Regions from separate parts of the Homo sapiens genome. Here region 2 is linked to region 1. Evidence: chromatin loops called from intact Hi-C (ENCODE). Cell type or tissue: natural killer cell. All regions are shown on one strand. Each heading gives the region's core, and the rest is flanking DNA. Links, peaks and the distances in the headings are about the cores only.

The links. A loop is a pair of places that touch in the nucleus more often than their neighbours do. Peaks named below come from ENCODE experiments on the same cell type or tissue, not always from the same donor. Only the 100,000 strongest peaks of a DNase experiment are listed, where the experiment ranks them.
Region 2: a loop joins it to region 1, with 9 times the contacts of the local background. A loop is called at or near these places in 25 of 110 quality-filtered maps.

The regions. Positions count from the first base shown.
Region 1 is chr7:6,511,719-6,522,140 of GRCh38, forward strand. GRID2IP (Grid2 interacting protein) reads right to left here. Exons shown (of 22, transcript NM_001145118.2): 5 at 10,170-10,239; 6 at 9,711-9,805; 7 at 8,860-9,043; 8 at 2,657-2,811. It overlaps LOC101927325 (a long non-coding RNA gene), which reads left to right. Exons shown (of 5, transcript XR_007060200.1): 5 at 4,688-5,317. Among named protein-coding and RNA genes, the nearest start is that of KDELR2, 33 kb to the left of the region's middle. In natural killer cell, for the core only: CTCF peaks have their summits at 4,792 (motif pointing right) and 4,991; a DNase peak (open chromatin) is centred at 4,803; H3K4me3 peaks cover 520 bases.
Region 2 is chr7:6,925,482-6,935,903 of GRCh38, forward strand. It overlaps the pseudogene ALG1L5P and the pseudogene FAM86LP. Among named protein-coding and RNA genes, the nearest start is that of CCZ1B, 100 kb to the left of the region's middle. RefSeq lists enhancers at 979-1,038, 1,179-1,228, 1,383-2,145, 2,837-3,131, 2,905-3,194 and a silencer at 2,837-3,131. In natural killer cell, for the core only: no CTCF peak of the experiment used is centred there; a DNase peak (open chromatin) is centred at 5,524.

The DNA of each region.
Region 1 (10,422 bases), core at 1,007-9,006:
GTCCAGCATGGATCCTGAGCTTCTCGCTAAAACCCTAGCAAATTGTGGGTCCCTGGGACTGCAGCTCATGGGCACACAAGGACCAGCAACTCTGCAGCGGCCCCTTCCCTTTCCTTCCTTTCCTTTCCTTCCTTCTCTTCCTTCTCTCACTTTCTCTCTTTCTCTCTTTTCTCTCTCTCTGTCTCTTTCTCTCTTTCTCTCTTTATTTATTCAGAGTCTGGCTTTCTCATCCAGGTTGGAGTGCAGTGGCACAATCTCAGCTCACTGCAACCTCCACCTCCCAGGTTCAAATGATTCTCGAGCCTCAGCTTCCCAAGTAGCTGGGACCACAGGCATGCACCACCATGCCTGGCTAAATTTTTGTATTTTTTTTTTTTAAGCAGAGATGGGGTTTCACCATATTGGACAGGCTGGTCTTCAACTCCTAACCTCAGGTGATCCACCTGCCTCAGCCTCTGAAAGTGCTGGGATTACAGATGTGAGCCACCACACCTGCCTTTTTTTCTTTTCTTCTTTTTTTTTTTTTTTTTTGTGACAGGTCTCACTCTGTCCCCCAGGCTGGAGTGCAATCAAGGCTCAGTGCAGCCTTGAATCCCAGGCTCAACAGATCCTCCTGCCTGAGCCTCCCCTGCAGCTGGGATTACAGGTGTGTGCCACCACACCCAGCTAATTTCAAATTTTTTTGCTATGTTGCCCAGGCTGGTCTCCAACTCCTGAGCTCAAGTGCTCCTCCCACCTCATCCTCCCAAGTAGCTGGGACTACAGGTGCATACCACCACGCCTGGCTAATTTTTTATTTTTTTTTTCTTTGAGATGGAGTCTCACCGTGTTGCCCAGGTTGGAGTGTAGTGGTGCGATCTCAGCTCACTGCAACCTCCGTCTCCCAGGTTCAAGCAATTCTCCTGCCTCAGCCTCCCGAGTAGTTGGAATTACAACTGCGTACCACCACACCTGGCTTATTTTTGTATTTTTAGTACAGATGAGGTTTCCCCATGTTGGCCAGGCTTGTCTCGAACTCCTGACCTCACGTGATTGGCCTGCCTCAGCTCCACAAAGTGCTGGGATTACAGACGTGAGTCACCGCGCACGGCCACCCCTGGCTGATTTTTAAATATTTTGAATATATGGGGGTCTTGTTGTGTTGCCCAAGCTGGACTTGGAACTCCTGACCTCAAGTGATCCACCCACCTCAGCCTACCAAAGTGCTGGGATTACAAGAGTGAACCACTGCACCTGCAGCGGCTTTCATAGCAGGTGCAGGATGCCTAGAACAGGGTAGAACACAGGCTTCGGCACACCTTCCATCCACATGACCTGCATGCTGAGTGCAGGGGTTTGTGGGCATTCGGAGGGCACGCTGAACAGACAGGTGGCAGCCACACATGGCACTGCAGGCCTGTGTGTGTGCAAGAAAGAGTACACTGGGAGCCCACCAGCCAGGTGGGATGTGGTCGTGTGCTCATGATCCTGGTGGTGGTGTTGGCATGTCTGGCAACCACGTGAGTTTCTTTCTTTTTTCTTTTTTTCTTTCCTTTTTTTTTTTCTGGAGGCAGTAGCTTGATCATAGCTCACTGCAGCCTTGATCTCCTGCACTCAAGCCATCTTCCCACCTCAGCCTCCTAAGTAGCCGGGACTACAGGTGTGCATCACACCTGGCTAAATTAAAACTTTTTTTTTTTTTGGTAGAGACAGGCTCTTGCTATGTTGCCCAGGCTAATCTTGAGCTCCTGAGCTCAAGTGATGCTTCCACCTCAGTCTCCTAAAATGCTGGGATTATAGGTGTGAGCCACCACGTCCAGCCTTACACGAGTTCCTTCTCACAAGTTCCACTTCTCAGAGTACAGAGCGCAGCCACTGAGACCACTTCCATTTTGTGGGTGCAAAAACTGAGACTGCAGGTGGTTAGGTGCAGTGTCTAAAGTCTCAGGTTATGTTGTATATGCTGCATAAAGGTCACGCTGGGAAGGCGCGTCCGTGGGGCCACGTGTGGGCCTAGCCCTGGTGTATTGGGTGTGTACGTGCATGGCTGTGGACACTTCTATGTGGGAGGGGCCCAAATCGGCTGTAAGACCTCATAGGTGAGGCCAGATGCAGTGGCTCACACCTGTAATCCCTGTGCTTTGGGAGGCCGGAGTGGGAGGATCACTTGAGCCCAGGAGGTTGAGGCTGCGGTGAGCCATGATGGCACCACGACACTCCAGCCTGGGCGACAGAGCAAGACTCCGTCTCAAAAAAAAAAAAAAAAAAAAAAAAGGCTGGGCGTGGTGGCTCACACCTGTAATCCCAGTGCTTTGGGAGGCCGAGGTGGGTGGATCATGAGGTCAGGAGATAGAGACCATCATGGTTAACATGGTGAAACCTCTTCTCTACTAAAAACACAAAAGAATAGCTGGGCGTAGTGACATGCGCCTTTAGTCCCAGCTACTCGGGAGGCTGACGCAGGAGAATCGCTTGAACTTGGGAGGCGGAGGTTGCAGTGAGCCAAGATCGTGCCATTGCACTCCAGCCTGGGGCACAAGAGTGAGACTCCATTTCAAAACAAACAAACAAGCAAACAAACACCTTCACATGTGAGAACAGGTGTCTGTCTGTTCACCTGGTGAGCTGGACAGTCAGCAGCTGCAGGCAGGGAAGTGGCAGGGGAGAGGACGCTTACCTGTCATGGCCGTGTAGCCCAGGAAGCATGCGATTTTCTCCTGACAGAGCTCCTGCTCCTCATAGGTCAGCAGCTGGTAGATGAACTGCCACAGGACCTGCTTGGCAGGGGTGTCCAGCACAGGGTAGACGTCAACGATGAGGGTGTCGATGTTCCTGGGGGAAGGTGCAGGAATGTGAGGCTCAATACTCACGGGCTTACCATGATGCACAGAGTGGGGGTAGACAAGACGGCACTTCCAAGCCACAGCGTCTGCCCTCATGCCCTATCCCTACCCTTCAAAGACAGAAGTGGGGGCCGGGCACAGTGGCTCACGCCTGTAATCCCAGCACTTTGAGAGGCCGAGGCAGGTGGATCATTTGAGGTCAGGAGTTCGAGACCAGCCCAGCCAACATGGTGAAAGGCCGTCTCTACTGAAAGTATAAAAATTAGTCAGGTGTGGTGGTGCACACCTGTAATCCCAGCTACTCGGGAGGCTGAGGCAGGAGAATTGCTTGAGCCTGGGAAGTGGAGGTTGCAGTGAGCTGAGATCGTGTCACTGCACTCCAGCCTGGGAGACAGAGTGAGACTCCAACTCAAAAAAAAAAAAAAAGAAAAGAAAAAGAGAGAGAGAGAGAAGTGGGCAGGAAGGCAGGCTCCAGGGATAGGGTAGCCAGACTCCAATCTCAGCTCTGCCACTTACCAGCTAAGTGACCTTTCTCAAGTGACTTACCCTCTCTGTGCCTCAGTTTCCTCATTTGTAAAATGGGGATAAAAATAGCATCTACCTCATAGAGCTGTTGTGAAGATTAAAACACACAGAGCAGGCCTGGCGTGGCGGCTCACGCCTGTAATCCCAGCACTGTGGGAGGCCGAGGCGGTTGGATCACCTCAGATCGGGAGTTCAAGACCAGTCTGGCCAACATAGTGAAACCCCCTCTCTACTAAAAATACAAAAATTAGCTGGGCGTGGTGGCATGTACCCTCAGTCCCAGCTACTCAGGAGGCTGAAGTAGGAGAATCGCTTAGACTGGGAGGCGGAGGTTGTAGTGAGCTGAGATTGCGCCACTGCACTCCAGCCTGGGTGACAGAGCAAGACTCTGTCTCAAAAAAACCCAAAAAACCAAAAAACATATAGAGCAGGCCAGGCATGGTGGCTCATGCCTATAATCCCAGCACTTTGGGAGGCTGAGGCAGGCGAATCATCTGAGGTCGGGAGCTCAAGATCAGCTTAGCCAACATGGTAAACCCTGTTTCTACAAAAAAATACAAAAATGTGGTAGGCATGTTGGTGTGCACCTGTAATCCCAGCTACTCAGGAGGCTGAGGCAGGAGAATCGCCTCGCCTGAGCTCGGGGAGGCGGAGGTTGCACCGAGCCAAGATTGCGCCACTACACTCCATCCTGGGCCACAGAGCGAGACTCTGTCTCAAAAAAATAAATAAATAAACAAAAATAAAAATAGGCTGGGGGTGGTGGCTCACGCCTGTAATCCTAGCACTTTGGGAGGCTGAGGTGGGTGGATCACGAGCTCAGGAGTTCGAGACCAGTCTGGCCAACGTGGTGAAACCCCCTCTCTACTAAAAATACAAAAATCAGCCAGGCGTGGTGGTGTGTGCCTGTAATCCCAGCTACTCGGGAGGCTGAGGCAGCAGAATCGCTTGAACCCGGGAGGTGGAGGTTGCAGTGAGCTGAGATCGCGCCATTGCACTCCAGCCTGGGTGACAGAGCAAGACCCCGTCTCAAAATAATAATAATAAAAAATAAATAAATAAATAAATAAAAATAAAGTAGGAGAATATCTTTTGACCTAGAAGCAGGGAAGAGCTTAAAATTTCAAAAGCCAAAACTGTGGGCGGCAAGCCACCCAGATGCCAAGGCAAGAGACCGAGGGCACAAGCTGTTCCAATATAATAAAGAAAATACATAGAATAAGAATAGTTATACTAGAAATAGATTATAGATATGTATATGAATATTATTAATAATTAGTTTGTAGCATTACTGTTTATTCCAATATTATAATAATCTTTGTCCTACAATTATAACCTAGGAGAAACCAGGCCATACAGAGATAGGAGCTGAAGGGACACGGTGAGAAGTGACCAAAAGACAAGAGTGTGAGCCCTCCGTTATGCCTGGACAGGGCCACTAGAGGGCTCCCTGGTCTACTGGTAACGCCAGTGCCTGGGAAGGCACCCGTTGCTTAGCAGACCGGGAAAGGGAGTCTCCCTTTCCTGGTGGAGTTAAAGAAGACTCTGCTCCACCACTGCTTGCCCGCCCGCAGCCACCCAGAGGCCTAACGCTGTCCCTGTGATGCTGTGCTTCAGTGGTCACGCTCCTGGTCCGCATTCATGTTCTGCCCTGTGCACTCGGCTCCACCTTCTAGATAGCAGCAGCAGAATTAGTGAAAGTACTAAAGTCTTTAAAATGCATAGAAGAAATAATTACGTAAGCTGTCCCCTCTTTCTCTCCGCCTCAGCTACCAAATAGGGAAGGGCCCCCTGTCTGGCGGACACGTGACTCACATGACCTTACCTATCATTGGAGATGACTCTCACTCCATACCCTGCCCCTTTGCCTTGTACACAATAAATAACAGCACGGCCAGGCATTCGGGGCCACTACTGGTCTCCGCGTCTTGGTGGTAGTGGTCCCCCGGGCCCAGCTGTCTTTTCTTCTATCTCTTTGTCTTGTGTCTTTCTTTCTTTTTTTTTTTTTTGAGACAGTCTGGCTCTGTCACCCAGGCTGGAGTGCAGTGGCACAATCTCGTCTCACTGCAAGCTCCGCCTCCCAGGTTCACACCATTCTCCTGCCTCAGCCTCCCGAGTAGCTGGGACTACAGGCGCCTGCCACCACGCCCGGCTATTTTTTTTTTGTATTTTTAGTAGAGACGGGGTTTCACCATGTTAGCCAGGATGGTCTCGATCTCCTGACCTCGTGATCTGCCCATCTCAGCCTCCCAAGGTGCTGGGATTACAGGCATGAGCCACCGCGCCCAGCCGTCTTGTGTCTTTATTTCTACGATCTCTCATCTCCGCACACGAAGAGAAAAACCCACAGGCCCTGTAGGGCTGGACCCTACACAAAACTATAAGACCAAAAATGTGGTGAGTTTGATTATGCAAAATCAAGGTTATCTATTCAAGGAAGCCCAACTTAGACACATTCATATTAGACACAACAGACCTAATAACAGAAGTAACAAATGGGAGAGAAATTTACAATGTTCAAAATCAAGGAGAAATCAGCATCTAAAATATACAAAGGTGTCCAGCCGTCGTGGCTCACAAGTCATCCCAGCACTTTGGCAGGCTGAGGCAGGGGGATCACCTGAGTCAGGAGTTCGAGACCAGCCTGGCCAACATGGTGAAACCCCATCTCTACTAAAAGTACAAAAATTAGCCAGGCATGGTGGTGGGCGCCTGTAATCCCAGCTACTCAGGAGGCTGAGGCAGGAGACACACTTGAACCGGGAAGGCAGAGGTTGAAGTGAGCCAAGATCATGCCACTGAACTCCAGCCTGGGCGACAGAGCAAAACTCTGCTTCAAAATAAATAAATAAATAAATAAATAAATAAAATAAAATATACAAGGGGCTGGGAGCAGTGGCTCACACCTGTAATCCCAGCACTTTGGAAGGCTAAAATGGGCAAATCTTTTGAGCCCAGGAGTTCAAGACCAGCAACATGGCAAAACCCTGTCTCTACTAAAAAAAAAAAAAAAATTAGCTGGGCATGGTAGGCGAGTGCCTGTAGTCCCAACTACCTGGGGGGCAGAGGCACAAGGATCACTTCAGCCTGGGAGTTCGAGGCTGCAGTGAGCTGTGTTTGCACCACTGCACTCCAGCTTGGGTGACAGAGTGAGACCCTGTCTCAGAAAATAAATAAAATAAAATATACAAGAAACTTCATGCCAGTCAACAAGGACAAAAAGTCCAAGAAAACAAAAATGGACAAAGGGTATGAACAGTAATTTATAGAGAAAAATCCCAGAAAAAGTTCACAAGCATATTAAAAGATGCTTAAAATAATTAGTAATAGAAGAAAATCAAATAAAAATAACAGGATGTCACTTTTATGGCTAAGAAAGTAGCAAAAATAGGCCGGGTGTCGTGGCTCACACCTGTAATCCCAGCACTTTGGGAGGCTGAAGTGGGCAGATCACGAGGTCAAGAGATCAAGACCATCCTGGCCAACATGGTGAAACCCTGTTTCTACTAAAAATACAAAAATTAGCTGGGCGTGGTGGAGAGTGCCTGTAGTCCCAGCTACTCGGGAGGCTGAGGCAGGAGAATCGCTTGAACCCAGGAGGGGGAGGTTGCAGTGAGCCGAGAGCACGCCACTGTACTCCAGCCTGATGACAGAGTAAGACTCCATCTCAAACAAAAAATAAAAATTAAAAAAAAGAAACTAGCAAAAATAAAAAGTTGGGCATCACTGTGATCTAAAGGAATTTGGCTTTAGTTATAATCAATGTATGAAATATACATTGGACAGAGCTAAACACATAGTAATTGGTGAATAAGTTAGACACAAAACATGATATCAAGCACAGTTTTTTTTTGTTTTTTTGTTTTTTTTTGAGACGAAGTCTCATTTTGTCACCCAGGCTGGAGAGCAGTGGTGTGATCTTGGCTCACTGCAATCTCTGCCTCCTGGGTTCAAGTGATTCTCCTGCCTCAGCCTCCCAAGTAGCTGGAACTACAGGTGCGCACCACCATGCCCAGCTAATTTTTTCTTTTTGTAGAGATGGCTTCTTGCTCTGTTGCCCAGACTGGTTTTGAACTCCTGGGCTCAAGCGATCCTCCTGCCTCAGCCTCCCAAAGTGCTGGGATTATAGGTGTCTGGCCTGGGTTTCTTTTTGATGTGATGAAGTTTTAAAATGGACCGTGGTGATGTTTGCACGTATTTGTGAATATACTAAAAACCACTGAATTGTATAATTAAATGGCAAATTGTATAGTATGTGAATTACATCTTAAGACTCTTTAGAGCCAAGTACAGTGGCTCATGCCTGTAACCGCAGCACTTTGGGACGATCACTTGAGCCCAAGAGTTCGAGACCAGCCTGGGTAACATAGTGAGACCTCCCCATCTTTTTTAAAAAACAAAACCAAACCAGGCCAGGTGCGGTGACTCATGCCTGTAATCCCAGCACTTTGGGAGGCTGAAGCAGGTGGATCACCTGAGGTCGGGAGTTTGAGACCAGCCTGACCAACATGGAGAAACCCTATCTCTACTAAAAGTACAAAATTAGCCAGGCGTGGTGGCATATGCCTGTAATCCCAGCTACTTGGGAGGCTGAGGCAGGAGAATCGCTTGAGTCCGGGAGGTGGGGGTTGCGGTGAGCCGAGATCGCACCACTGCACTCCAGCCTGGGCAACGAGAGTGAAACACCATCTCAAAAAACAAAAACAAAAATAAAAAACCCTTCAAACAAAACAAAAAGGTATGGACAAGTGACAGGCTTTGCAGAGACCATAATAATGACCCCATGGACCGAGGAGTGTGATAAATGCAGCTGGCTGCAGCTGAGGTCCAAAAAGAAAGACACCAACCCTACCCCGAAGGGCCTAGCCCATGACAAGTGCCCACAGGTGGGGCTCTGGTGAAGGTCCCATCAAGAATGCTGCAGGTGGGCCAAGGCACGGTGGCTCACGCCTGTAATCCCAGCACTTTGGGAGGCCGAGGCGGGCAGATCACGAGGTCAGGAGTTTGAGACCAGCCTGACCAACATAGTGAAACCCTGTCTCTAGTAAAACCCTGTCTCTAGTAAAAATACAAAAAAATTAGCCGGGTGTGGTGGTGGGCACCTGTAATCCCAGCTACTCGGAGGCTGAGGCAGAAGAATCGCTTGAACCCAGGAGGCGGAGGCTGCAGTGAGCCAAGATCTCATCATTGCACTCCAGCTGGGTGATAGAGCGAGACTCCATCTCAAAAAAAAAAAATAGAATGTTGCAGGTGGTTCCTGTCTGCCTCACTTCACAGAGAAGGCTGAGACTCGCCCAAGGTCACGTGACTAGGAGGTGTCAGAGTCAGAGATTGTTCCAGGGCAGCTCAATTGCCCACCACCCTGGGGCCCCTGATACCAGCAGCCACCTTCCTGAGCATCCCCCAGGAGAACGGGACTGAGGAGGTTCAGGCAGGGAGACTGGGATGTGAGTCTAGGCAGGACTTAGGGCCCACCCAGGGCAGGGCCCCACCGCGGCTTTGGCCCGGCCACCTGTGCTGGAAGAAGCTCTCGAGGGCCCGGCAGACCCCATAGCGCTCAGGAGGTGTGAGTAGGTGCTCCAGCTGCTGGCTGAAGGTCCTCCCTTGGACCCGGATGCTGGACGGCAGGATCTCCGCCACCCACTGCAGGGAGGTGAGCGCCGACGACGGGTTGGGTGAGTCCAGAGAATCGGAGTCTGCTGGGACCACAGGCGGGAGAGGCATGAGTGACTCAGAGTCCCCAGGCCAGGTGTAGTCTCCCTGGCTTTTGAGGTCAGGAGACCTCCTGAGCTGGGGTGTGGCTGTCCAGTGCCATGCATGGGAAGGCATGCCTGTGGCCCGACACCGGGGCCAAGGATAGAGGGAGTCAGCCCTGGGAAGGGTCCCTAAGGCTATACACTAGGGTTTTTTGTTTGTTTGTTTTGAGACAGAGTCTTGCTCTGTTGCCCAGGCGGGAGTGCAATGGCGTGATCTCGGCTCACTGCAACCTCCGCTTCCTGGGTTCAAGTGATTCTCTTGCCTCAGCCTCCCAAGTAGCTGGGACTACAGGCACGTGCCATCACGCCCAGCTAGTTTTTGTATTTTTAGTAGAGACAGAGTTGTGCCATGTTGCTCAGACTGGTCTCAAACTCCTGGCCTCAAGCGATCCTCCCACCTTGGCCTCCCAAAGTGCTGGGATTCCAGGCATGAGCCACCATGCCCAGCCTCACTGGGGTTCTATAGCACCACTTAGGAGGCAGCCCCGGGGAGGCAAGCTGCAGGTTTAGGGGAAGAGCTGAGTCCTCCGCACTGTGACTCTCACATATAGCAGCCTGGGCAGGGTCTCTGGGGGCCAAGGAAGCCAAGTGTCCATGGGGGTCTCACCACTGGCAAATGGGACGAGCCCTTCCTCCACCACCAGCGTGGGCATGGCACCACTGCCCTGCAGCATGGACACCACCTTGTCGTGGGAGCAGTTCCTGCCAAGCAGAGATGGCCCAGGAGGGCCTGACTGGGGTGAGCCCTGTCCACGGCCACCAGCCAGACCTCCCTGTCCTGCCCACAGAGGTCACACAGCAAGACCACCTCTGTGTGACTCTGTGTCCCCAGCATGGAGCTGGAGTATTTTCTGGTTGGAAGGATGAACTGAGGTCCTGGCTAGAGTTGGCGACTGGCGAGGAGGAGGGTTAGATTCAAGAGTTCCCATTGGAAGAGGGACAGACCCTGGGGACCAAATGGTGAGAGGAGATTGTGATCACAGCCTGGGTGCCCCAAGAGGCAGGAGTCTTGCAGGGGGTGGGGGCAGCTCCTCACCAACCCCTGGTGTCCCCAATAGCCTCTGACCTCATGTCCAGTCCATTGAGGAAGAGGATCCGGTCACCTGACTTGAGGGCAGCATTGTCAGCTGGGCTCCCTGGAAGCAAGAAGAGAGGGTGTGCCGGTCAGCTGGGCAGGGTACCACTTTGAGAGCAGGATGCTATCCTGTTTTACAGGCGAGAAATGGAGACTCAGAGACCCATAGCTTGCCGGGCATGGTGGCTCACACCTGTAACCTCAGCACTTTGGGAGGCCAAGGCAGGAGGATCGCTTGAGCCCA
Region 2 (10,422 bases), core at 1,142-9,141, 410 kb after region 1:
GAGGCTGATGCATGAGAATTACTTGAACCCAGGAGGCAGAGGTTGCAGTGAGCTGAGATCATGCCACTGCATTCCAGCCTGGGTGACAGAGCAAGAGTCTGTCAGAAAAACAAACAAAAAAAGAAATTCTATCAGAAATTCCATGTAGAATTGTTTCTTTTTTTAAACACAGAGTTTGAGCAACTGACTCTTGATGGACACAACCTTCCTTCTCTCGTCTGTATAACAGGTACCGCCTGGGACCCTGGGTGTCTGTTTGATTGGGGGATGGTGGAGGGGGAGGGGCACGCAGCCTTTACCCTGTGCTTCCCACGATCTTGTCTCCTTAATCTTCACTGCAGCTCTCTGCATAGGGTCTTATACTGCTTGACGTGGGGGAAACTGTGGCTCAGAGGATTTCACAGCAGGGCAGGGAGCCCAGATTAGAATCTGTAGATACCAAGCTTTCTACTTTTTCAGTAGTTTCCAAGCATCTTTTTGTTGTTGTTGTTACATCATTAGTGTCTTTTTTTCTTTTTTTTTTTTTTTTTGAGACAGAGTCTCTGTCGCCCAGGCTGGGGTGCAGTGGTGTGATCTTGGCTCACTGCAACCTCCGCCTCTCACATTCAAGCAATTCTCATGCCTTAGCCTCCCGAGTAGCTGGGACTACAGGGGCCCACCACACCCAGCTAACTTTTGTATTTTTAGTAGAAACAGGTTTCACCATGTTGGCCAGGCTGGTCTTGAACTCCTGACCTCAGGTGATCCACCCACCTTGGCCTCCCAATATGCTCGAATTATAGGCACGAACCACTGTGCCTGGCCATGTCATTGGTGCCTTAACCAAGCCTCTTTTAATTTTTCAAACGGAAGAGCCCCTGTGCCACAGTTACTGCTGCTGAGCCCTTTCAAGGTGACTCAGTGAGGAGGGAGAAAAGCGGAAGTGGTGTGGGAAGAGGCGGGGTCTGGGCCAGCTGCTGGTCCTGCTCTCCTCCCTCCTCTGGCCTCTAGGCTCCCAGGAGTGGTTTGGAGCCCGCGCCATGTGCTCTGGAGGCTGTGGCAGGGCAGGGGGAGTCCTCGTGTCCCCTGTGCACAACACAGACAAAAGGCTGGGTCCACCCAGTGGGGGGTCGGGTGCCAGGCCGGTGCTTACCCCGCCATGTTTGCAGCCCGAGGCCAGCTGGCTGCAAGTGCAGGGCTGTGCGTCAGGGGTCAGGGTGCACACACCCCTGCGGGTCTCGGGGCTCCTGGGATGCTTCCCGAAGGGCCCGGATGGGGCCTGACTGGAGCTGCCGAGGGGTGGAGCTTCTGGGAAAGGGATCCCTCCTAGCGGGGAGTGTCTTGGGCCTGGGGCCACTTGGTAGGGTCAGAGACGGGTCCATAGCAGTATCTGCTCTTCTCTGTGAAGGCAAAGGGCCTCTGACGGAGTATTACAGCTGCCTCATCCACCAGAAGCATTTCCAGCACATCCAGGTCAGCACCCCTTGGCTGGAGGCCGAGGACTAGCCCCTGCTTCTAGGTGAGAGGCCAGCAGGAGGCTCAGGGAGGAGGCGGGGCCTTAAGCAGCGGGAACAGAGGTGGGCGGGATGTACTTTTTCTGAAAAGGTGGCTCTGGAGGCCACTTGGGGACAGGACCTGGGCTCTGGCTGAACTCCCGGGAGGAGGCTACTTCCTGGTGTGCCAGCCCCTCCCTGCCAGGTGGCCCCAGAGGCCCTTTACCAAGGGGTTTGAGGAGGCCATGTCCTTTCAGCCTGCCACGCCCTCCATTCAGTCCTCTTCCTTCCTGCAGGAGGGCTGGGCCTGGGGTTGGGGCACTGTTGCCCAGGTGTGGGAGGGCAGTGGCTTTGGGAGGTACAGGGACGATGTGTCAAACAGCGTCGCTTCTCCCAGTGAGATGGTTCTCCTTTGCCTCCGTCTCTTTCCCCGATTGATTTTTCCAAATGGGGAGTCGTGGCTTGGTCCTGATGCGTCTCTAGAGCTGCATCTTCCAGCTTCAAGTGAGCAGAGCAGTTGGAGGCTGAGGGCCTTTTCCTGGCAGGACTCTCCAGCTAGTCTTTGTTTTAGACAGTCTCGCTCCGTTGCCTAGGCTGGAGTGCACGATCTCAGTTCATGCAACCTCTGCATCCTGGGTTCAAGCGATTCTCCCACCTCAGCCTCCTGAGTAGATTACGGGATTACAGGAGCCCGCCACAACACCTGGCTTATTTTTGTATTTTTAGTAGAAACAGGGTTTCACCATGTTGGCCAGGCTGGTCTTGAACTCCTGACCTCAAGTGATCCTCCCGCCTTGGCCCCCCTAAATGCTGGGATTCCAGGCGTGACCCATCACGCCTGGCCCCAGCTAGTCTTCAGAAATATTAAGCTGTTTCGCTTTGTTTTCACACTGACAGCTGGTTTGTGGTGGGTGTGCTGTGGTTTATTATTATTACTGTTATTATTATTATTATTATTTTGAGACAGAGTTTCGCTCTTGTAGCCCAGGCTGGAGTGCAATGGCACGATCTTGGCTCACTGCAACCTCTGCCTTCCAGGGTTCAAGCGATTATCCTGCCTCAGCCTCCTGAGTAGCTGGGATTACAGACAGCTGCCACGATGCTTCGCTAATTTTGTATTTTTTTTAGTAGAGATGGGGTTTCACCATGTTGGCCAGCCTGGTCTTGAACTCCTGACCTCAGGTGATCTGCCCGCCTTGGGCTCCCAAAATGCTGGGATTACATGCGGGAGGTGAACCTGGGAGGTGGAGGTTGCAGTGAGCTGAGATTGTGCCACTGCACTCCAGCCTGGGTGACAGAGTGAGACTGTCTCAAAACAAAACAAAACAAAATGACAACAAAAAAAAAACAAATTGTGGTTAAGTAGAAAAAGTGTCAACTTACATTTTCAGATGTCCCAGCCAGGCCGTGTGGCTGCTTGGCCGGCTTAAGCCACTTGTGCTTGGTGCTGTCGGGTGCCTTATCCGATTTTCACTCCCCTCAGGGGATGTTGCCTCACTGTGCTGGGAGGATTTGTGTTCCCAGGGCAGAGACCAGTGCTCTGACCGCACCCCTCTTGCCTAGCAGGGTCGGTGGACCTGGGTGTCTGTCTGCACACGTTCTCCAGTGGCCTGGACCTGCCCATGAAGGTGGTGGACATGTTCGGGTGCTATTTGCCTGCGTGTGCCGTGAACTTCAAGTGGTAGGAGCAGAACCCGAATCTTTCTAGGGATAGCTTCACAGATCCACCGCTGAGGGGGAAGCAGTGCAGAGGGAGCTGCCCACAGTGAGGCCCTGCCCCTCGGTCAGTCCAGCACACACTGGAGGCCACGAGGAGGAGCCCTGCGGTTACTGTGGCTGGGCTGAGCCTCACTGAAGTAGTTGCTTCCATTTAGAGCTCATGTTATATTTAGGCTGGTACAAAAGTAATCACGGTTTTTGCCATTAAAGATGGCAATTACTTTTGCACCAACCTAATATGAAAAAAAAGCATCTTAAATACTAGAACTCCACTCGGGGCTTTTGCTCCTGGAGTAGAATTGGCGGGAATTGCCTGCAGGCTTACATGGTCTTCTTTGTTTCTTTCTCTCCCACCATGTCCCTTTTGGCCAAGCTCACGTGGTGGGTTTGAATCAGTTGAATGAGTGTCATGCTGTGGCCTCACTCCACCCAGCATAGACGGGTGTTTGGAAGGGCACTGTTAGAGGAGATTCTAGAAGCAGTAGCCCCAGCACAAGCTGAGCCCTTGGCCCCTGCTCAGGAGCCGGCTCATGGATGGGATTCAGCGATGTGAGCCCCTCCTGTGAGCTGAGCTCAGGGAATGTCGGGATCAAATCTGGTGCCCTAGAAAAGTCATCTTTTATGTGCTGAGCCAGTCCCCAGGGTGTTCCCTTTACTTGTTCCATGGCCATGGAATTAAGAAAAACATGCAAAAATAATTCTTCAGTCCTTGAAGAGCATCCAGCACAGAAGGTACAAACCCCCCTTAAGGCTCCCTCCTCAAATCGGTTTGGCCACTTAGATGTGCACCCCCCCAGGCCTTTATACCCTTCAGATGCCAAATCTAAGAACGAGCTCCCGGAAACCACACCCCCTGTTCCAACCCCCAGCCTGGCTTGAGCATGGGGTTGGGGGGGTGGAGCCCAGGTGGGCACCCCAGGGGTCTGGTGTCTTCTCCAGGCAGCTCTCAGGCTCCCTTGGTTCTCTCTGCAGTTTAAATGAGCTGGTGAAACATGAAGAAAATGGCCTGGTCTTTGAGGACTCAGAGGAACTGGCAGCTCAGCTGCAGGTAGCCACATCTGCCACCACGCCAGGGTGGGGAGGGTTCTGGAGACTGGCTCCGAGCCACGCTCCCTGATCCCTTCTTCCCACAGCCAGGGTGGGACCATGTAGGGTCTGGCGGAAAAGCTAGGGAGAGAGCAGAGGTCACAGGCCGGCCCACTCTGCTGTCCCGTTTTGGTACAGTAGGCTCAGGAAAGTTAGGACACACCCCCACCTGCCCTCTGGATTTATGGAGCTGACACTCCACAAATGATGCTGGAGCCGGGTGGGCCAGGCTGCAGTTTAGGAAGTGATCAGGATCACGTAGGTGGGCGGGCAAAGGGAGCTTCTGGGACCAGCCTTGAAAGATGGGTGGAATTCTGCAAAGGTTACTTGTTTCTTATTGCTAAAAGTAATACACCATTCTTGCCAACAGAATGATTGGCAGGATTTTCAGTAAAGGTCCAGGTCGGAAGTCATTTAGACTGGGTCCCCCAGTCTCTGTCAGAACCATGGTACTGACATGTGGTGTGAAAGTAGCCACAGATCATCTGTCGATTAAGGGGTGTGGCTCTGTTCAAATAAAACTTTATTTACAAACACAGGCTGTGGGCTGGATTTGGCCTGCAGGCTGTAGTTTGTGATCCTTGATTCAGACAGTTTAGCAAGGCTGCAAAGAACACAGACACCCCCTTGTTACCCACAGATGGGTGGGACATGGCCAGAGGCCAAAAGGAGGGTGCTTGCAGGGGAACATACAGCATGTAGAGGCCGGGAGGTACTCCAGGGCACCAAGTGTGGGAAAGTGGGACACACGGGGAAGTTTCCAGAAAGCGTGATGTCAAGTTGGAGGCAGAGCGCTGCTGGGGTGTGAAGAGTCTCGAGTCCAAGTGAGGGAGTTAAGAACTTGGGAGGGGTTGTTGTTGGGTTGGGGACATGGGGTCAGCCAGGTGGTGACCTGGGATGGGGTGGGGACAGGAAATGAGTTAAGCTCTGCTCTTTATTTTTTTGCAGATGCTTTTCTCAAACTTTCCTGATCCTGCAGGCAAGCTAAACCAGTTCCGGAAGAACCTGCGGTAATCGCAGCAGCTCGGATGGGATGAGAGCTGGGTGCAGACTGTGCTCCCTTTGGTTATGGACACATAACTCCTGGGCCAGAGGCTAAAACCCCGGGACCCCTGCTGTCCTTCCCGCAGCTTCTTCTCGGAGTCTCAGGGCAAACCCTTTCGAGCAGCGCCTCCCAGTGGCCAGAAGGTGAAATGACGGCAGTGGTGCCGCCTGGTGAATGAATTGGTTCTGTGACCCGGGAAGCTGTGCTTGGTTCTGATTTCTTTTCTGGAGGCTCAGAAACACTTCCTCTCTTCTTCTGTTCTTCATGCCCCATGCCCCTGCTAGCGTATTACTGTTCTGTGACTTCTGCAGTACTCCTTATCCTGCGTTTGGTCTCCAGGTGTCATCTTTCTGCCGTGTTCCTAACATTTTGATTCCTGTCTTGAAAAAAGCACCTGCTGCACCGTAAGCCCAGGGATGTGGCAGCTGCAGCGGGCTTGGCTTTGTGAAGAACCGAGTGTGTCCACGGATGTGGCAGCTGCAGCGGGCTTGGCTTTGTGAGGAACCGAGTGTGTTCAGGGATGTGGCAGCTGCAGCGGGCTTGGCTTTGTGGGGAACAGAGTGTGTCCACGTTGGGGGAACATCATACTTGATACACACTTTTTATTTGCACAAAGAAAATGCTGTTTTTGGAGCCAGAGTTTTCATGTCTGATTGATGGCGATTTTCTTCAGAACCAGAACTGCTGGCAGAAAGGGAGCACCCACACGCTTAGATAGCTGATGTCTTATTAGAGGGCAGTTTGTGGTTCCTGATTTGGAAATTAACATTCTCCAAACATTCCAGTCCAATGAAAGTTTTATCTGCTTTCCCATATAAAAACTCTTCCCACAAGAGTGACTTGATTCTCACAATCCCGTTGGAGTCGTGTGTGAATCCTACAGTGTGAGGTTCAGCATTGCCATCTCCAAGTGCTCTTCGTAGGGAAATAGTTTCTGGTCATGACGAGGGTTCCACTTCCCATCTGATCCTGGCCTGCCTGGAAACAGAGGACATGTGTTTCAGGATGGCAGAGTTTGGGGACAGGACATGAGCGTATTGTGTGGGGCTGCTAGGACAGGCCTGGCGGGGTCGGGGGGTGTCCAAGTCAGTTTACTTGGTTCACAGGTTCCCAGGCCCACCCAGGTGCCTAGAATTGGCCTCCAGGATGGGACCAGAAATCTGGTTTTGCATAGAAATGGCTAGCAGCAGGCACCGTGCCGCTGTCCAGTCTCTGCCCGCGTCTGCCCCAGCACTTGGCACAGCGGGACAGACGCAGAGATCTGAACCCACATCTACCTGGCTGCTCAGTCAACCCACTCTCCACAAAGCTTAGAAAGCAGCCAGGCACAGTGGCTCACGCCTGTAATCCCAACACTTTGGGAGGCCAAGGCGGGTGGATCACTTGAGATCAGGAGTTCGAGACCAGCCTGGCCAACATGGTGAAACCCCATCTATACAAAAATACAAAAATTAGGCAGGCACGATGGCAGGTGCCTGTAATCCCAGCTACTTGGGAGGCTGAGGCAGGAGAATTGCTTGAACCCAGGAGGCGGAGTTTGCAGTGAGCCGAGATTGTGCCACTGCACTCGAGCCTGAGTGACAGAGTGAGACTCCATCTCAAAAAAAAAAAAAAAAAATCACACACACACACACACACACACACACACACACACACACACACACACAGCTTAGAAGGGGCTGGTGTTCTCATAAGCACAGATATCTGAAGAGCCGTTAGCCAGAATGATTCTTTTTTTTTTTTTTTTTTTTGAGATACGATCTTGTTCTGTCACCCAGGCTGGAGTGCAGTGGCACAGTCATTGCTCACTACAGCCTCGACTCCTGGGCTCTAGCAATCCTCCCACTTCCTGAGTAGCTGGGATGACAGGTGCGTGCCACCATGCTAGTAATTTTTTTATTTTGTAGAGATGGGGTCCGGAATGCATGGCCTCAAGTGATGCTCCTGCCTCAGCCTCTTTTATTATTATTTTTTAGACAGAGTTTTACTCTGTTCCCAAGGCTGGAGTGCAGTGGTGCAATCTCAGCTCACTGCAATGCATCCCAGGTTCAAGTGATTCTCCTGCCTCAGTCTCCCGAGTAGCTGGGATTATAGGCGTGCACCGCCAAGCCTGGCTAATTTTTGTGTTTTTAGTAGAGATGGGGTTTCACCGTGTTGGCCAGGCTGGTCTTGAACTCTTGACCTCAAGTGATCCGCTCACCTCAGCCTCCCAAAGCCTCAGCCTCTAACAGTGTTGGGATTACAGGCGTGAGACACTGTGTCCTGGGATGATTTTCAATCACAGTTTTTTGTTACGAGTGGAAAATGCATATTTATAAAAATGAAGTAGTACAGACATGAACGTGTAGAAGTCTCTATAATCCTGCCATCCAAGGATGGCACCTGTTAACGTGTATATCAGGTATGTCCAATCTTTTGGTCTCCCTGCACCACATTGGAAGAAGAAGAATCGCCTTGGGCCACACATAAAATACACTAATGCTAGCAATAGCTGATGAGCTAAAAGAAAAAAAAATCACAAAAAAACCTCGTACTGTTTTAAGAAAGTTTACAGATTTGTGTTGGGCCGCAGGTTGGACGAGCCTGCTATATATATATTCTAGGTTTTCCCCTATAGGTATACTTATGTGAAAATGATTATTGTGATAATTTTATTTTGAGATGAAGTCTTGCTATGTTGCTCAAGGGGGCCACAAACTCCTGGGCTTAAGCCATCCTCCCGCCTCAGCCTCCTGAGTAGTTGGGAATATAGGTACTCATAACTATGTGTGGGTGATTATTATTATTTTTAAAACAAAAATGGGGCTGGGTGCAGTAGCTCATGCCTGTAATCCTAACACTTTGGGAGGCTGAGGCAGCAGATCGCTTGAGGTCAGGAGTTCAAGACCAGCCTGGCCAACATGGCGAAACCTCGACTCTACAAAAAATACAAAAATCAGCCAGGCGTGGTAGCACGCACCTGTAGTCCCAGCTGCTCAGGAGGCTGAGATGGGAGGATAGCTTGAACCTGGGAGGTGGGAGGTTGCAGTGGGCCGAGATGGCACCACTGCACTCCAGCCTGGGCAATACAAAGCCAGACTCTGTCTCAAAAAAAAAAAAAAAAAAAAAAGGTGGATTGGGGCTTATACTATGTGTGCTGCTTGGCACTCTTTTTTTCACTTCAAAGATATTGCAGGTATTTTTTCACATAAGTATCTGAAGAAAGACTTCCTTTTTTTTTTTTTTTTTTTTTTTTTTGCATTTTTGAGACAGGGTCTTGCTCTGTTGCCCAGCCTAGAGTGCAGTCGTGAGATCAGGGCTCACTGCAGCCTCCACCTCCTGGGCTCAAGCCATCCTCCCACCTCAGCCTCCCAAGTAGTTGCGCAACCATGCCCGACTAGTTTCTGTACGTTTTGTGGAGATGGGGTCCCACTATGTTTTCCAGGTAGGTCTTGAACTCCTGGTGTCAAGAAGTCCCCCTGCCTTAGCCTCCTAAAGTGCTGGGATGACAGGCCCGAGCCTCGCACCCGGCCAGCCTCCTGTGCGAGGTTGTGCGGGACTCTGTCGTGGAACCCAGTGTGTCTTCGTGTGCTGGCTTGTTTGTTGGCTCTGTAGTTAACGGGCTGCCCCACGTGGACAGGCATTGGACCCGTGTCTCTCTGTGCAGGCAGAGGCTGCTGCACGTGCATCTGTGAACATGGCTGCCAAGAGGGGCTGTGCTCAGGGGGAGCTGGGGCAGAGGCTGGTGGCAATGGGGGGCTTGGGTGTAGTGTGGAGGCACGAGAGCCAGGTGGCCGGGCTACAGTCTGTGGGAGCTTGGGGGTTGCTTGTCCTCTGTGTGTCCCAGTGTCTTTGTCGGTGAGATGGGACAATGATAGCACACTCTCACAGGTGCTGGGGGCTGACAAATGTCAGGTCTGAGGACAGTGGCTGGCCCACTACGGGGCCAGTTCCCCTACTCTATAGTCACCCTGCTCGTCTTCCATCAACTGGGTGCTCAGGACAGTGGCATGGTGGATCCGCCTGTACAGCCTGTGCTCCAGCGTCCTGCAGGCCACAGCGGTGTCCAGCCCTGACCATGACTGCCCCTCCCGCCACCTCCATTTTATAGATGAGGAAACCGAGGCCCAAGGGCTTAGGGAATCTTGCTCTGAAGCACACAGTAGGGCTGCTGGGCTCAGATCCTCCCTCCCTGTGCTGAGCTGCCCTCCTCCTGCCGCAAGTCCCCCACGCCATGAGCCCACCCTGCTCACCGGCCTCTGCCCTAGTTCCCCGCATGGTGTGGGAGTGTGGGGCTTCCTAGCTTTTACCCTGCCCTCAGTTCTTTCACTTCCACTGGAGTCCCGCAGGGACAGCTCCGGGACCATGCAGGCCCGGGTGGGCGTGGGGGCTCAGCTAGCTCGGTGGTGAACAGCTGGCACGTCTCTTGGTTGCGGACGGTAAGGGCCACATAGACTTGAGGAGCCCGTTGGTGTTCCCGGTAGGCAGCCAGCCTCCGCAGGACCCCGACCAGCGACACAATGGCTTCTGGGCAATACGGCACGTCTACGGTGAAAGCTTCAGATTACTGAAGGGGACCAGCGGACAGTTCCAGGTCATGCTGACCTCAGCAGAAGGGCGAGGCCAGAGAGGCAGCGGTCATATGAGACTAGTAGATGCCATTTGACCATTTGGGCCATTAGATGGAAAGGCAATTACTTGGGTGAAAAAGGAGAACCCTTAGTAGAGAAAGCTGCAAAAGACCGAAGCAAAAGAAAAAATCTCCAGACTCACTGGTGTTCCTTAAAAAACGAGCTCTGGTTCTCGGCCTATCTAGAGGGCTGTGAATGACACAAAGCCTGACCCTGCCATGAACTTCGTGTTTCAGGCGTCTGCCGATTTGTCTGCTGGCTTGCAGGGGTGGGCCTGTGTCCCTGGCCACTGCTGGACCTGTGGTTTTCAGGGCTGGGACCCAGGACCACAGGCAGAGCTCTGTTCGACCCGAGAGGAGACTGAGTGTGCTGGCAGGGGCGAGGGGTTTTCGGTGGCCCAGCCAAACACCACCTTCTCTCAAGGGCCCTGTCCTCATCCCAGAAGTGGTTGTTTTCCTCCTGTGGTCTCTGAAAGACACAGGCATGGCTC